2 separate regions of the Homo sapiens genome follow, and region 2 is linked to region 1. Evidence: read pairs that join two places in POLR2A ChIA-PET (ENCODE). Cell type or tissue: OCI-LY7. All regions are shown on one strand. Links, peaks and the distances in the headings refer to the core of each region. The heading gives the core; the rest is flanking DNA.

Region 1 (8,203 bases), core at 2,037-7,036:
AAAAATTTATTATGACAAACATTTGTGCAGCTGATTTACACTGGTTTGTGCCTTGACTGCAGTTAAAAAAATAAACATCTAGAAGTTAAAATTTGATACGGAATCATATACACAGAAAAAAGAAAAGAAAAACTGCATTCATGAACCTCCCCCCATACACCCCGGGTGGCCTTTATGTATAAATGCCATCAGTCACAAGGACAGACAGTTTCCTAAATGTGTACTTCCTAAGTTTTATTATTAGCAAAACTTAGAAAAGAGAGGGAAAGAGAGAGAGCAAAGCAAGGTAGTCAGTTGGGGCACACATTCCTACAACTAATGGAATGTCAAAGTATCATTTACTATTTTATTTTCCTCATTAGAAAAACCTCTTTCCTTCTTGATCAATGCTGGCTTTGAAAGGTTGACTGATGTTTCAAGACCTAGAAACTCTGAAAATAGTTGTCATTTCTAGCCTTTCAGCAAAACCAGAAACTGCTTTTGATAATAACCATGGAAACACCAACAGCATCAACAAAAGGAAAAAAATTTCATTAAAACAAAATAGAAACACAATGTGATCTTCTTTACCTCTGAAATTCTGGGAAAATCTGCTCATCCATCAACACACACCTGACTGTTTTGACCACTTCCCTGCTACTGTGAGAATATGGCTTTTCTTTCTCTTCCCAGTAACACTACACCAATGCCTTGGCATTGGCTCTGCCCATGTGGAATTAGCATGTCGCCATTATGAACCTGATGTGGGACACTGCCATTGGACAGGAGAAACCTAGAGGTTGTTTTAGTGCTTTTCCTTGAGCTAATCGCTCCTGTACACTTCAGGCAAACATTCCCCTTTGCTTTTTAAAAAATCAAATTAAGTAGCACAAAAAAAGGATATGGAGAGGGACTAAGAACTGTTATTAGAATTTTTCACATCCCCTATGCTAAAAAAAACTTTGGAAAAAAAAAAAAAAACTATAGTGGACAGGCTCCAGCACTGAGTATTGGAAAACATGAGTTCTAATCTGGGATTTGTCAATAAAATAATTAGCTCTGAACTTCAGTAATTAATTTCCTCTTATAAAATGACAATATTATAGATTAGCCCTTAAGGTTCCTTTCTGATCTTAAGGGAGTATGTTTCCTCCCTTCAATACCAATTGCTTACCCTGCATACCTAATATTGATTAAACTAAAGCTTAAAAAAAGACACATAAAAAAACTTCTAAAAACCTGTTTCCTTCATTTAAGTACAGCTTGAGCCTTCTGCATAAAAGGAAGAATCTAAGTAAAATGTTGAGAAAAGAATGTATTGAGCACACAGTGCTGATAATCACTGTGTTTTTATGCCAATAAAATCTAATTTTACAGCTGAGTTCTATACAGCTGTGCAAGAAAGACTCTTGCCATGGCTTGCCACTTGAAGGAAAGAAGGAGTGGTGATAATTGTTCATGCAGAAAAACCTCTTGAGACATGAGCAGTACCTGGAGGTATGTGCCCAGCTGCTTGGTTGAGGCACAAACAGTCTGGAATTTGCCTTCTTGTCTGATATGTGTTCATTAGTGAAGTAAAATCACAGTTGTCTGAAAAAGTTCTTAACCTTAAAAACGTTCTTGCGTTTTACATCCAATTATAAGCATAAAAGATTTAGTCGGGAGCATTTAAATCCACAGAGAAATCCTGTGAAACTGAGTTTTTTAGATTAAAAACACCACCACTTCAGATTAAAATAAATACTAGGTTCAAGCAACAAGCCCAAAGGAACCATCCACTGTGCCCTTAAGTGCAAAAAGGGGATGGATGTCCCTATTGTATAGGCCCTGCCTTCAAGAATCCATAGATGCTTTTTAAACATTTTTGGCTTGGCATAATTTTAAATTTGGCAAAGCAGAGTCATGTCTGAACTCAAATCTAATGTACAGGAAAGCACTATTTTCTCGGGGAGAAAAATCCATATATATAAGGATTATGAGTAAAAATTACATGTAATTTGAGGCTGCTTCCGTAAACCCCTATTAATATAAAGAGGTTGCTTCCATAGCAGCCCGACATACCCCAAATTTTACAGAAACATAAAAACTAAATGGAAAAAAATTACATCACTATATATACACAATCTCTTGACCTCAGATCCACATCCTCACATAATACCAGCTCAGTTTTGCAAATATTAACTAAAAGGGAAAGGGGGCTTATCTACAAAAAAAGTTTACCAACCAAAGGTTCGTTTGCTTTGTTCGTTGTTTTTAAGTGGTATTTACATAAGCTTGCAGACGTAATTAACCATTTTTATTAGAACACTTAGATTCCAGGTACACTCATATCACAATACATCTCACACCCTGACATCCCAAGGATGACAGTCAAGTATCTACAAGGAAACATGCCAAAGCTATGAGCCCTTATTCTCACACATACCCAAGCTAACCTGGTCACAGCATCCAAACATGGGAATAACTGAAAATATAGATTTTCAGTGAAATTTGAAATGTTATGTGTTTCTGTAAGACAGTGAGAGAAAAGTCTACAGAACTGTAGTCAGATAGTGAAAAACATCACTTCTAAAGCCCCTTGAGGAAGTCTAATTCTAATCTGCACGGGGAGGTGGAAAGAGACAGGAAGTCAGAACACATGCTCCTCCTCCCCAGCGCCAGAAGCTCACGCTTTACCCAGCCCTTGCCCAGACCTTGGGCACTACACCTGCCTGGCACCCCACAGCACTTTGACAGGTCCCACTGCTTTTCAGGACTGTGGTTCAAGGTTTTCCTATGTAAGCTCTCTGTGTCTTAGTTTCTTTATGTATAATATGAATGATATGGCTGCTTAAGTACATGACTTCCAGATAGCCCTTTAATAAGATCCAAAATGTATTTTATTGTTCTATTTGTAGAGATCTATTACGAATCAAATTCACATTTGTGCATCAATTTGGGCACCTAAGAGACATGCATAACACCCTTGAATAGAAGAAAAAAAAAATGTGTTGCAAGCACCAAACAACTGATTGCTTTCTGGAAAGATGTGGAGGAAGAGCTTTGAAGCTGCTATTTCAGCCTGCTGGGGCAAAGGCACTGTTTGGGGCACCTGCACACTAATTCTTACCTAGCATCAAAACATCCTATGAAGTAGCTGGTATTGTCCATTTACAAATATAGTAACTAAGGCTAAAGAAATAATTTTCCCAAAGAGACTCAGAAAGTGATAATGAAAAGTCCATGCTCTTAGCGAGCTAATTGTAACATCTAAGAATCTGACAACAAAACCCAAGTAGAAGAGCTGGCTAAAATTTATATATAGGTTAGTGAGTTTTAAAGACTAGATAAAACAAGCACATGGTACAAAACAGAAAAGGTATCAAAAGGTAACTTTCAAAGACAACCCATGAGAGTACATCTCCCTCCTAAGGAGTGCTTGGTTCCCCTCCACAAAGGCTACAATTGAGTTTTTGGTGCTTCCTTACCAAAATGCAGACTTAATAATTTTTAGAGCACATTTTAAAGTAGCTTAAGGAAGATGAAGCAAATCCATTATACTACCATTTAGCCTAGATGGTTTAAAATTAGAGGGGGGAAAAAACTAGCAGAAACCAAATTATAAATTGCTAAAGTTATGTCTTCCATGGTGATTTTAATGAAATGTGCCATGATTAAACACAAAAGCAAAATTATTTCCAAAGGGCAGCAAGTTATTGATGAAGAGACTGCTAGAGTAATATCTTTGGTACAAAGGGTTTCAAGATTCTATTAATTTTAAGTAACTACTGTAAAATAAGTATAAAGCAGGTTGAAGGCTTCTCCCTTTAATAATAACAATATTCCAAAAGAAGGACCTAGCTGAAAGGTACCTTATAAAATAACATCAAACAAAAGAACTTGAAAAAAGGTAATCAACCATTGTGTTAACCAGATATTTACTGTGTACCCACTTTGTGGTGGCACTGTGCTAGAATTCTAGGGTTCTAGAAATAAAGGCATAAGGTTAAATAGCATTACAATGAAATGTTATACTCAGTTAACTAAAAACGAATCTGCATTGGACACTTCTGACGAAATACCACACAAAGTCAACAGACCTCCATGCTCTACGAAACCTTTCATCTGAGATAAGCCCCAATGTCTAAATTTGGTTTCCCAGCTGTGGCCTCTTTTCTAGACTTTGAAATCTGACAGGTGTTACAGAAGGTGAATTTGTCTTCAAAACATACCCCATGCCTTAACCTTCATTTCTGATCAGCCAGGAGGATACTAAAATTTTTTGTTTAATCAGCTCGTATAGAATTCAATCATGTTTATTTTACACACTCAGTTTTGTTTAACTGAACCGATGTTATGAAACATTCATTATAAGGAAAAGAATCTGTACCATTAAACATCACTGACAGTTCCTCCTATTTATACTTAAATATATATTTCAAAGATTTCTGACATAAGCAATTGTAGATATTGGTTCAAATATTTTTTCAAAAAATTATCTGATTCTCACTCCTGCATGGTTGGGGGGATGGAAATCAGTAAGAACACTGTCTGATACATTGAAAATCAGTTTAGAACTGTTTTTTATTAACTAAAGGCAAGTTATTTCTTGAGAAATATTACATTTAATGACATTCTCATAAGCAGCTTTGTTTTTCACTTAATGTGACCGAACATAAAGCAAATACCAGGTGTTACTTAGAGCTCAGAAGAGACCGAAACAGAAATTTCACATGAAATGACAACAGTTAACAAACAAACAAATTAGCAGGTGCAAAGACATACTGTGTAAGGGAATATCTATTTACTATTTCAGATTAGCTCATTATGATAAAATTTTAATATAAAGTATGTATATAGTCATATTACTAATTCAGATAAACATTTTGAAAACATAAAAATGCAAAATTCTCTAGAAAAATATTTTCTCTCGACAGAAAACTGTCGCACACCAGAGAATTAAGGAGATTTGTTTTATTTAATAGATAAGAATGATAATTGGTATATATATGGCTTATACGCAAATAGGTGAATTTCAGTGTTTGAAAGCATGGTGCTTGCCTATATTCTAAACACTGCCTGTGAACAATGACATTAATTTATACTAATACAATTTGTTAAGAAAAAGTAAGCAGCTACATCCATTCATTTAAGAAATACCTATTTAGTTTCTCCTCTGTGCAAGACACTCTTCTGTGCTGAAGTTACACAAATTCTAAATTTAAGGAATTCATTAACGGGTTTTAAAATTTTTCCAGAAAAATCTTTTTAAATTTCAGCTTTGGTATAAAAGGCATGTTCTCCAATTCAATTTTAGTACTTCTCCTTATATGAACACAAAAGACACACACAAAATATTTTTCAGTTAATGTCACCAATAAACTCAAAGAAGCAGAATGAAAAACACAAGTAACATTTTAGGATTATTAATGGTTTTGATGTCATGAACCCCCAAGAGGGTCTTAGGAGTACCCAAGGGTCTCCCAGACGACACTTTGAGAGTTGTTGCTCCACACAAGCAAGTTATACGTAAAAACATAAAAAAAACAGATTGCTGTCCCTCCTTTATACTTTCTATTATACAACTAGAGTTCACCTGACAGGGTCTAAAGGAAGAACAAATTAATCCAAATTAAGAGGTATTCTAATTCTACCACAGATGTCTCTCTCCAGGACTTTATGCCACACTCATTAGAGAACATTTGTGAGGCAAATTCATTTGGTAAATCATGAGAGCAGAAAAGCAGGCTGGAGGGCTAAGAAAACTGATGTTGGGGGCCAGGTACTTCCTGCTGGGGCTGTCAGCAGAGTACAGGAGAGGTGGAGACTTGACACCCATAAATCCAGGCCTGTTAGATGGGGATCCCCGTGCAATCTCTCCTGTAATCAGACTCATGCCCCAGATTCAAAGCAAATGATCAAACACTAAGGAAGTAACGACAAATAATATTGTGTTGCCATTCTTAAGGAAGAATCATATCTGCTCTGATCTCTAGACCTTCATTTACTGCTCAATGAGCCCATTTTAAGTCCCGCCATGATTTGATCTAGTATTTTCTAGGGTCATTCATTTATTTATGTCTTTCATCAAAGAACCCAAAAGAAGTCTTCCAAAGCATAAAGAGAACTTTTAAAATGAGAACCTCAAGTTTCAAATATAGACAAAGGAATTAGTAGGACATTGAAATTCAGTTCCTAGAGCAACAAATTAGCAAAATCAAAATATGCCACAGCTAATTGATTTGCATTCAACAAACAGATGAGAGACTTCCCTTTCATTTTTAAAAATAGATTTAACAAGCATATTAATTTTCCACTGGCCGCTATAAATAAATGGAACTCCAAAATATCTTTCTTTGCGAAGGCGTTTGCTCTAGCCAGTCACTGTTAGCCTGACCCTGAGTGGAATGTGTATTTACATTGCCGAGAGGCAGCATTGTGTGCTGGTGGGAAACCACTTCTCACAAACCTCCCATTCAACCGAGGACTCCACAATAGGTACTCACACAGGAAGCACGCCTTGCAAAGAGCACCTCTGCCATTCCAGAAAGAATTTTCCAAGGCAGCAAGGATGGTGGACCACTATAAATGCCATGTTCACAGGCCCTAACTGCCTACACTTCAGGGTCAACAAAGCCAGTGTTGTTCACAACCATTCCCCCGAGTTCTTCCCAAGGTGAAGGGGAAACTCAACAATTCCATTTCATTTTTCTAGATAATCTCTCAGGGTATTGCTTTGTTTTTCTTTAAAAAAAAAATACTAAGCCATAATTGTTTTTCTCAAATATTCTGGAAAGTACTCCCAAGAATCTACTGCTTTTTCAAAGCCAACTGAAAGGTGTTAACATTGAATGTGCAATTTTTAAAAAATCAAAACTTCAAATATTACTTCATAACTCCACTGATTCCTTAAATACCGATTCCTTAAATACCTTAAATACCGACCACTGTGTTTAACTGCAAAGCCAAAAAATTATTTTAACTCCTCAACTAGAAAAGCATGTACTGTCAGTAGTATCATGTTAACAATGACTTCTGTACAGGTACATGCAGGAAATCAAGACAATGGTGACTGCTTACACATGCCATCAAATCAACTGGTGAATGAAAAATGAAATTAATAAATAGATTTTGGCAATTCAATACTAAACTACTAGCCTCAGGGTTTGGCTTTTTCCTCCATACTTGAGCATGTAAGGAAGTACAACCTGGTTCTTTAAAAAAATGTGTTGATTAAATTCTCAATACCCCAACTTCCCAACCTGTACAAGAAAAGAGGCAGCTGCTTCCAACAGTGTTATCTTACGGCCATTAAATAAGTTAATAATATTGGGCAAAGGGCAACTCTTCTGGCTTATTTTTCTCATTTCTTAAAAAAAAAAAAAAATTTCTTGCAGCTCCAGCTCAAAGGATTATTTCTCAAATTAAAGGACTGAATTCCATGACCAATGCCCCTGCCAGTTCTACTAATCTATCAATTTGGGTATAATAATAAAGAATATCACAAGTAATACATACATCTCAAGGATTTACTGGAAGTCTACTTAAGGCAGCTGCTGTAAAATAAAAGATATGTGTATCCATGCCCATCATAAATAATACCATTTACTAGTGTCAGGAAGTTGCTTTTACAACATAGAAAAAGTAAACCAGACTATGAGGAAGTGTTCACAATAGAATGCTTAGTGCAATTTACACAGTCAGATTATATATGTATACACAATTTTTTAAAAGACTGAAATGAAATAGAACCAAAATGTTAATGCTTAACTTATGGATAATAGAATAACGAATAAGTTGTATTTTTCTTTTGAACTTGCTATATTTTTTAAAATATTCTACAATGAGCATCTATAATTTGTATAATGATATAAGTTAACTTTTTTAAGAAAACATAATTCAATTTACTTTGCACCATGTGATTGTTTAAATTTTTGTGAGGAAATACTTTCAAACCACCACATACAAAGAGACCTAAAGAATACAGGTTTTATCCAAGTCTCACAGAACTAATCGTCACCATTCTACTCTGGCTGTGGGACACAACAATGGAAGAACATCTGTGGTTAAGTAATAGATTTGGTAACATTTACAAAACCAGCCCTAAGGTCATGTTTGCTGAGTAATCCTTAGATTAGGCATGCTCACTAGGACCAACCCAAACAGCTAAAAAAGAGGGGTGGGGGAAGCAGGTTCCACAGCCTTACTTTTTTTAGATAACAAGTGCTCCATAAAATCCTCTTCC
Region 2 (8,203 bases), core at 1,312-6,311, 120 kb before region 1:
AGTATCTTTATAAATATTTAATGATTCCCAAAACCTCAAGTTCCATAAACCAAGATTGCTCAGTTAGTAGTAGTGTAACAGAGTGGGGCAAAAAGTTTCTTTCTTTTTATTTGGCCTTTAAAAGAATGCATAATTAATCAATATTTAAACAAATCAATTATAAAATTATTTTTTATTCTGGTTTAGAAAGCTCCTATAGACTTTGCATTTATGATTTTCAGTTAGATTATTTTTAATAAATTACTGTAATATGCCATAATTTGAAATAGAAGAAATCCTTAAATTATTCCAAACCAACTGAATAAGGCAGGGGGAAAGAATACATTTTTTTTTTTTTTTTTTGAGACAGAGTTTCGCACTTGTCACCAAGGCTGGAGTATAATGGCGCGATCTCGGCTCACTGCAACCTCTGCCTCCCAGGTTCAAGCGATTATCCTGCCTCAGCCCCCCGAGTAGCTGGAATTACAGGTGCCCGCCACCACGCCCAGCTAATTTTTGTATTTTTAGTAGAGACGGGTTTCACTGTGTTGGCCAGGCTGGTCTTGAACTCCTGACCTCAAGACCCGCCTGCCTTGGCCTCCCAAAGTGCTGGGATTACAGCTGTGAGCCACCGTGCCAGGTCTAGATCATATTTTAAAATAAGGAACTATTAAAAATATGTATGCCAAATTTACATGGATTATTTCAAAGTAAAGTATTAAATTAACAAGAAATTTGTTTCAAAATAGGAAATTCAGTTTTCTGATCCACCATCTGGGATGGAACCACAAGCAACAGGCAGATTTTCATAAAAGTCCTTACAGGAAGAGCACCACTCTCAAGGTTGAACCCTTGGACACAACAGAAAATCCAAAGGCCAAGATCCAGAATAAAGAAGGAATTTCTCCTGATCAACAGAGACTGATCTTTGCTGGCAAGCAACTGAAGGATGAACATACTCTAACTACACATTCAAAAGGAGTCCGCTCTTCATCTTGTGTTGGGACTTCATAGAAGTAGTCATACCACTCCCAAGAAGAATAAACATAATAGAAAAAGATTAAGCTGGATGTCCTGAGATACAATAAGGTGGATGACAACAGCAAAATGAGTGGCCTTCATTAGCAGTGTCCTTCAGATGAATGTGATGCTGGAGTTTTTATGGCCAGCCACAAACAATTGACAGACATTATTGTGGCAAATATTGTCTGACTTACTGCTTCAACAAACCAGAAGACAAGGCTCAGCACTGTGGCTCACTTGAGCCCAGGAGTTTGAGACCAGCCTGGGCAACATAGCGAGATCCCATCTCTACAAAAAATAAAAAATTAGCTAGGCATGGTGGTGCGCGCCTGTGGTCCTAGCTACTTGGAAGGCTCAGGTGGGAGGATGGCTTGAGCCCAGGAGGTCGAGGCTGCAGTGAGTCAAGATCAAGCCACCATACTCCAGCCTGCGCACAGAGCAAGACCCTGTCTTCCCAAAAAAGTTTTTAAAAACAGAAGACAAGTAATTGTGTATGAGTTAATAAAAGACGTGAACAACAACAAATTAAATTCAATGAATGTTAATTACATGTCTAAGGCAAACAACAAATGGCAAAGGTTAACAGTTACCCAAGACATAGTTTTGAGTTAATATTTAATTACAAAGAAACTGGCTGTTGTTACATCAAAATCAACTTCAGACACCTTTCAAAGATCTAACGATTAAATAAATGGCTTCCCTAGAAGTGCAAGAACCTCATGGCCACTGGTTTTCTATTTGGTGGCTGGCTCGCCTATTTAGCAGCCCACCTCCCAAATGTCAATAGAAAACTATGTGTTTCTAGTCTGAGATGCGACTTCCTGGCTCCAAGTGCCTTGCATTGTTTATTTGCTTTATCCTAATGTATGTTGTGCTGTCGGCAATGAAAATTGCTCAGCTGGAACAAAAACCAAGAGAAATACAACACTTTATTTGGTAAAAGGCAGATCCTGCCATCCAGTGCTGCATTTAAACGTGCACACAATGCATCCTTCACTTCACAGTACAACCAGCGTTATGACCACTTCACAGGAGAGGACTCAGCAGGGGGAAAGGGACAGGGACACTGGTGAGCATATGAACAAGTCTGTGAAATAGGAAAAAAAACAGGAGCAGGGAAGAAAATTTGTATACTATTTATCTAACATTCCAAATGCCAACCGTTCAATCCAAATTCATGGATAATATACCAAATCACTCAACTATCTGGTCATCTCTGTAACTGTAAAAAGTAAACACAGCAGTCTCTCACATGCTAACACATTGGCAATAATTTAAAGCAAAAGAAGAGAATGGCATAAAAATCGATCATTGCATGACCCCATTTAATTCTTAAGTATAATTTAAACGAATACATCCACCAATCGCTGAAGGCTTTGGTTTCCAAATCCATTTTTCTTGTCAGCCTCAGCATTTTTGACACAGCCAACGAGAGAGTTGTGTATTTACTTAATATTTGTATTTGAATTGACTCATTAAAAATAAATCATAAACAATGATGTCTGCCCCATCCTGAGCAGTATCTGTGAAATTCAAGGGCTGATGTACACAGCTCAATGGAGCAGATGTTAAGAGTGTGATCTGCCTGGTTTTATTCCCCAGCTCACTATTCACACTGGTTGCGTGACCTTGAACAATTCACTTAGCCTTTCTGAACCTTACTTCCTAATAGTCATAAGTGAGAATAACAATTCTTACTTCATATGGTCAGGTTTAAAGATGAAATTCATTACACGCAAAAGCGCTTAGAGCAGTGCATGGCACAATAATCACTCATCAAAATGTTACTAGTTATCATTATTCTTTACAATGCTTTTTATAATTTTATAGATAGTTTTGGTTGCTTTTTAAATTTTTTTTTGTTACTATTACAAGTAGTAAAGCTTTTTAATATTCCACACCCATGCAACATAAAATCAACAAGTATACACTTGGTACAACATTGACTTAGGGAACAATCCTTCCTCATTAGGTAAAAATAAAATGTTTCACAGTACAGAGTGTGAACAGAGGTGCTACCATCTCAATAAAGTATTGCTTTTTAATCACCAAAACGTATACCATGCAAATAGTCTCTTAACCCCAGGCATGACCCCTAAAACTGTTAAAGTCATTTGTGTAAAATGCTTTAAAGAATGTAGGACAAGCATGTGATTTACAGCTAGAAAAGGTTTTCTTCACAGTCTTGATTTCAAGAGTAGCCAAATGACTTTAACATGCTTGTTCCCCCTTTTGTCACTGTCATCAAAACTATTTCAAAGGACATTTAAAAATATGCACTAATAGTTTCCAAAACTCCACCTTGCCTTAGAACCCCAAGTTCCTCTCCTTTCTGAAATAAACCATTGCATCTATAGGCAATTTGGAGTTTAAAAGCTAGCAAAATAAAATCTCATTCACCATAGTGGTACGAAAAGAAGTTATTGTCTTCCTAAACATTTATTTCCCAATCTGTGAGTTTACTATCTCTGCTGAACTGTGTTTGAGAATGCCCAATATTATTGTAATCTTTCCCTAATTAAAACACTAATTTCTCTTCGTAAAGTTCCTAAAAGTCTGCTAGCAATTGTTAATGAATTGAATTTTCATTTACTTAAACCTTGAACCAGAAAGGTTGGAGAGCCGCTTTATTATTCAATCAATGGTAATTAATGCAATGATTGTATGACAGTATTCACACATCAAAGAGACAAAAGGAAAGACCAGCAACATTGTATTCTTAGGACCACACAAGCTCTTGGAGAGCTCCTGAGCCTCCACCAAGGCTGCAAGATCATTCTGCCTCATCCTCTGTTTCTTCCCTGCTACCAGGGATCCCCAAGAGCAGGGGCGCCCAATCCCCAGGCCACGGACCACTATTGGTTTGTGGCCAGTTAGGAAATGGGCTGCACAGCAGGAGATGAACAGTGGGCAAGCGAGCATTACTGCCTGAGCTCTGCCTCCTGTCAGATCGGCAGCGGCATTAGATTCCTAATCAGCAGCGAACCCTATCGTGAAGAGGGATCTAGGCTGTGTGCTCCTTATGAGAATCTAACTAATGCCTGATGATCTGAGGTGGAACAGTTTCATTCTGAAACAGCCCCCCTCACCCCCAATCCGTGGAAAAATTGTCTTCCACAAAAACGGTCCCTGGTGCCAAAAAGGTTGGGAACTGCTGACCTAGAGCTCACACATCTCAGATGCTATCTTCACAACATTCACCCATTCTGGGAGCAGACAGAACCAGACTGATTAGGTGAATTACAAATAAAGTTTGGAAGTCTGAAATGGTGGAAACTGGGAATCCAGGGTACAAATCATCATTTAAACAAGTCTTAGAAAAAGATCAGCTATAAACTAATCAATTATACTATAATTTCAGGCACTTTTAAATGGTATTTTTATCATCTGAGTATTCATGTGCTTGTCTATAATCTGATAATGAATTCATAGAATTATTGTGCTTGTCTATAAACTGGTACTTGTGTGTCTAAACGGCTATTTTTCAACAATAGCCATTAGCTGCAATAGATCACATTTTTTCCTAATTGATTTAAATATCATCTTGCTCAAAAAGGATGTAAAGGAGTTGACATCACAACATAGCAAGATGAAAATAAGGCAAAGATGAAATAATGATGTGATAAAATCTAATTTATCCTATAAAAGTGACCCTTCAGTCTTTTTAAATAGCTGAGGAACAGAAATTCTTGCTGGCAGAAGTAGCCATAAGGCCACAGCTAGTAGGTAAACAGATAATAATGGTGAAAGTAATTATCAGAACAAATGGTCTAAATACAAGTACATTTAAGCTGTTTGCAATGGGTCTAAGACTGCATACAAAATGTGAGGTCTTCTGATGAATCTCATAAATGTCTAATGATGAATCTGCAATCATTCATGGTGACTCAAGACTCTTACACAAGCTAAGAGATAATGTAGGCACTTTGGTTAGCCTTGACATTCTTTTTTTTTTTTAAATTATTCAACACTGATTAATCCCACAAGGGAACTAAAAGGAAGACAAAGAAAATAAAGCACAGATGCTAACTTTAAAGAAATTCGAACTCTGCTGCAGTGGTTCTTCAACTTCAGTGTGCATCCACATCATCTAGAGCGTTTCTTAAAATACAAATTGCTAGGCCCCACTTCGCACAGTGTCAGAATCAGAAAGTTCAGAGGGAACCTCCAAGAATGAGTATTTCTAACAAGGTCCCAGGTGGTATGGATGCTGCTGTCTAGGGACCATGCTTTGATAAGCTCTGACTTCATGAGACAGAAGACTATAAGAACCAGACTTTCCACCAACATCAGGAACTAGACAAGGATGTCCACTTTCATCACTGAGATTCAACATTGTACTGGAAGTTCTAGCCAGAACAATTAGGCAAGAAAAAGAAAGGCATCCAAATTGGAAGAAGTAAAACTTATCTACTCACATATGACATATCCCAACGTATAGAAAATCTCAAAGATCCCACAAAAAAAATTACTAGAGCTAGCACACTAATTCAGTAAACCTGCAAGGTATAATATCTGCACAAAAAAAGCCAATTGTGTTTCTACACACCAGGAATGAACAATCAGAAAATTAAGAAAACAATTCCAATCATAACAGCATCCAAAAGAATAAAATACCTGGTGATAAATTTAATCAATGGAGTGAATGGTCTATATACTGAAACTACAAAACACTGCTAAATAGTAGCATGAAAAAGAAGATTTATTTATTTTTTTTTAATAGAGCCAGAGTCTCACTATATTGCCCAGGCTGATCTCAAACTCCTGGGGCTCAAGTGATATTCCTCGGCCTCCAAAGTACTGGGATTACAGGCATGAGCCACCACACCCAGCCATGGAAGATTTATTATTAAGCTAGCAATAATACTCAAAGTGATCTAGAGTCAATGTAATCCTATCAAAATTCCAGGGACTCCAAATAGACAAAAAGAATGAACTTGGACCCCTATCTCATATCATATACAAAAATCAACTCAAAATGGATCATAGACCTACTTATAGAAGCTTAAAAAAAATAAAACTCTTAGAAGAAAACAGAAGTAAATCTTCATGACACTGCATTTGGCAACAGATCTATAGACACCAAAAGTACAAGCAACAAAAGACAGATAAAATGAACTTCATCAAAATTAGAAACTTTTGTGCATCAAAAGACATAACTAGGAAAATGAAAACACATCCTATAGAATGGGAAAAATATTTACAAATCATATTTGATAAGGGACTTGTATCCAGAATATATGAAGAACTCTCACAACTCAACAAAAAGACAAACAACCCTACTTAAAAATGGCTAAAGGAATTGAATAGACATTTCTCCAAAGATAATATGTAAATAGCCAACACACAAACACATGCACACACATAAGAAGATGCTCAACATCATCAGTCATGAGGAAAATACAAATCAAAACCATGATGAGATACCACTTCACACACACTAGGATGGCTATTAAAAGACACACACACACACACACAGAAAATAACAAGTGTTGACAAAGTTGTGGAGAAATTGGAAACTTGTACACTGCTGGTAGGAAGTAAACAGAAACTGTGGAAAACTGTACCACTTCCTCAAAGTTAAATGTAAAATTACCTTATGACCCACCAATTCCACTTTTACTTGTATTAGGTTGGTGCAAAAGTAACTGTGTTTTTTGCCATTGAAAGTAATATATCCAAGAGAATTGCAAACACATAAACAAACACATCTACAGGCATGTTCACAGCAGCCTGTACATGTGTTCATGTTCACAATACTCAAAAGATAGAAAGAGCTGAAATGTCCATCAGGAGAAGGATGGATAAAATGTGTACAAACCATAGAATACTACTCCACCATAAAAAGGAATGAAGCACTAATACAAGCTACAATGCTGATAAAGCTTGAAAGCATTAGGATCAGACCCAAAAGATCACCCATATTGTGTGATTCCACTTACACGAAATATTCAGAATAAATAAATCTACAGAAACAGAACTCAGATTGGTGGTTGCCAAAGGCTGAGGCAGGAGGGTGGGTGGAAGGTTTGCAGGACTGAGGAGCATCCGCTCAATGGGTACAGCTTTTTGGGGTGATGAAAAACGTTTTGGAAACAGAGGTAGTGGTTGCATAACATTGTGAATAGGTGTATTTACTTAATGAGTTAATTTTATGTTTTATGCATTTCACCTTAACAAAAAAAGAATTGAAAAATTATGCAAATAACCAAAGAAAGATAAGGTAGTAAAACTGGGGTTACTAACAAGCTACAAAACAGCAACTGCATATAAATCTCTGAGAGCACATTTTCATTCCACATACATTCATATTTGTAAGGACACTATTTCTAGACACTGTGCTATGCAAAGGCCAAGAGGTGCATTGTCTATCCACAAGCAACTGCATGGGGATACAGACATATAAACAAATAAACACAAGAAGGCATTTCAGGCACTGTCTAAATTTTACAAGATTTAAAAAGATTACTATCTTGTGGAAACGTTAGTAATTGCAGAACTGAGGAGGTCAAAGGCCCTTAGGATATAGTAGAAGTCTCACAGCTTTACAAATAAACAGACTGAGGCCCAGAAGCAAGCTGACCAGCCCAGGAAAGAGCAGGCAAGAGATGGAACAACAGGGACAAGAACTCTGTTCTTCTTGTTTTTCTAATTTCACTTTCCTTTGAAAGCAAGATCTCTTGTTCCTTAAACTGCTGCTGGCAAACTCGTCTTCTTTCAAGGTGTTATTTTCACACAGAAGCTAGGTACTGATGGCACTTCCTCTGGCTCAGGTAAAATGATGGAAGGCATACTGGTCTCTCCAACCTGTGACTACTTCTTCCCAAAGGCATCCAGCCAGAGAGGAAACAGGGCAGGAAGGCGCTAAAGAGGCTTGAGTTTGCACCTGGACTCCATCACATTCTAGCATGACCTTGGGGCAAATTACTTAAAACTCTCTGATCAACACTTTACTGGCCTACCAAAAGGGATGACAGCTGCTAATTTCAAGGGTTGTTGCAGGACTGGAAGATGTAATGCATATAAAGTACCTAGCACTGTGCCTCGATGAATAATATCTTAACAACTTTCACACTGCCCCAGTAGAAGAAAAATACCATGTGAACAAAGAGGTTCACACAGTGTTATCATTCACCACAGAGGCCAAATGAGTTACACAGTTTCTTAGATGAGCAAGTGAGTTTTTTTACTCTTCACATTC

What was found. Peaks named below come from ENCODE experiments on the same cell type or tissue, not always from the same donor. Only the 100,000 strongest peaks of a DNase experiment are listed, where the experiment ranks them.
Region 2: POLR2A ChIA-PET joins it to region 1 with 6 read pairs; 2 of 35 experiments call an interaction of 5 or more read pairs at or near these places.

What each region holds. Positions count from the first base shown.
Region 1 is chr3:172,097,159-172,105,361 of GRCh38, reverse strand. All of the region lies in intron 1 of FNDC3B (fibronectin type III domain containing 3B), which reads right to left. Among named protein-coding and RNA genes, the nearest start is that of FNDC3B, 62 kb to the right of the region's middle. RefSeq lists enhancers at 1,318-1,517, 2,083-2,227 and a cis regulatory region at 2,149-2,162. In OCI-LY7, for the core only: no CTCF peak of the experiment used is centred there; DNase peaks (open chromatin) are centred at 2,611, 3,051, 4,111, 4,661 and 1 weaker place; H3K4me3 peaks cover 3,667 bases; H3K27ac peaks cover 4,849 bases.
Region 2 is chr3:172,218,445-172,226,647 of GRCh38, reverse strand. The region is part of intron 3 of FNDC3B (fibronectin type III domain containing 3B); the gene reads right to left. It also overlaps the pseudogene RPS27AP8. Among named protein-coding and RNA genes, the nearest start is that of FNDC3B, 180 kb to the right of the region's middle. RefSeq lists a silencer at 2,535-2,829 and an enhancer at 3,372-3,875. In OCI-LY7, for the core only: no CTCF peak of the experiment used is centred there; no DNase peak of the experiment used is centred there.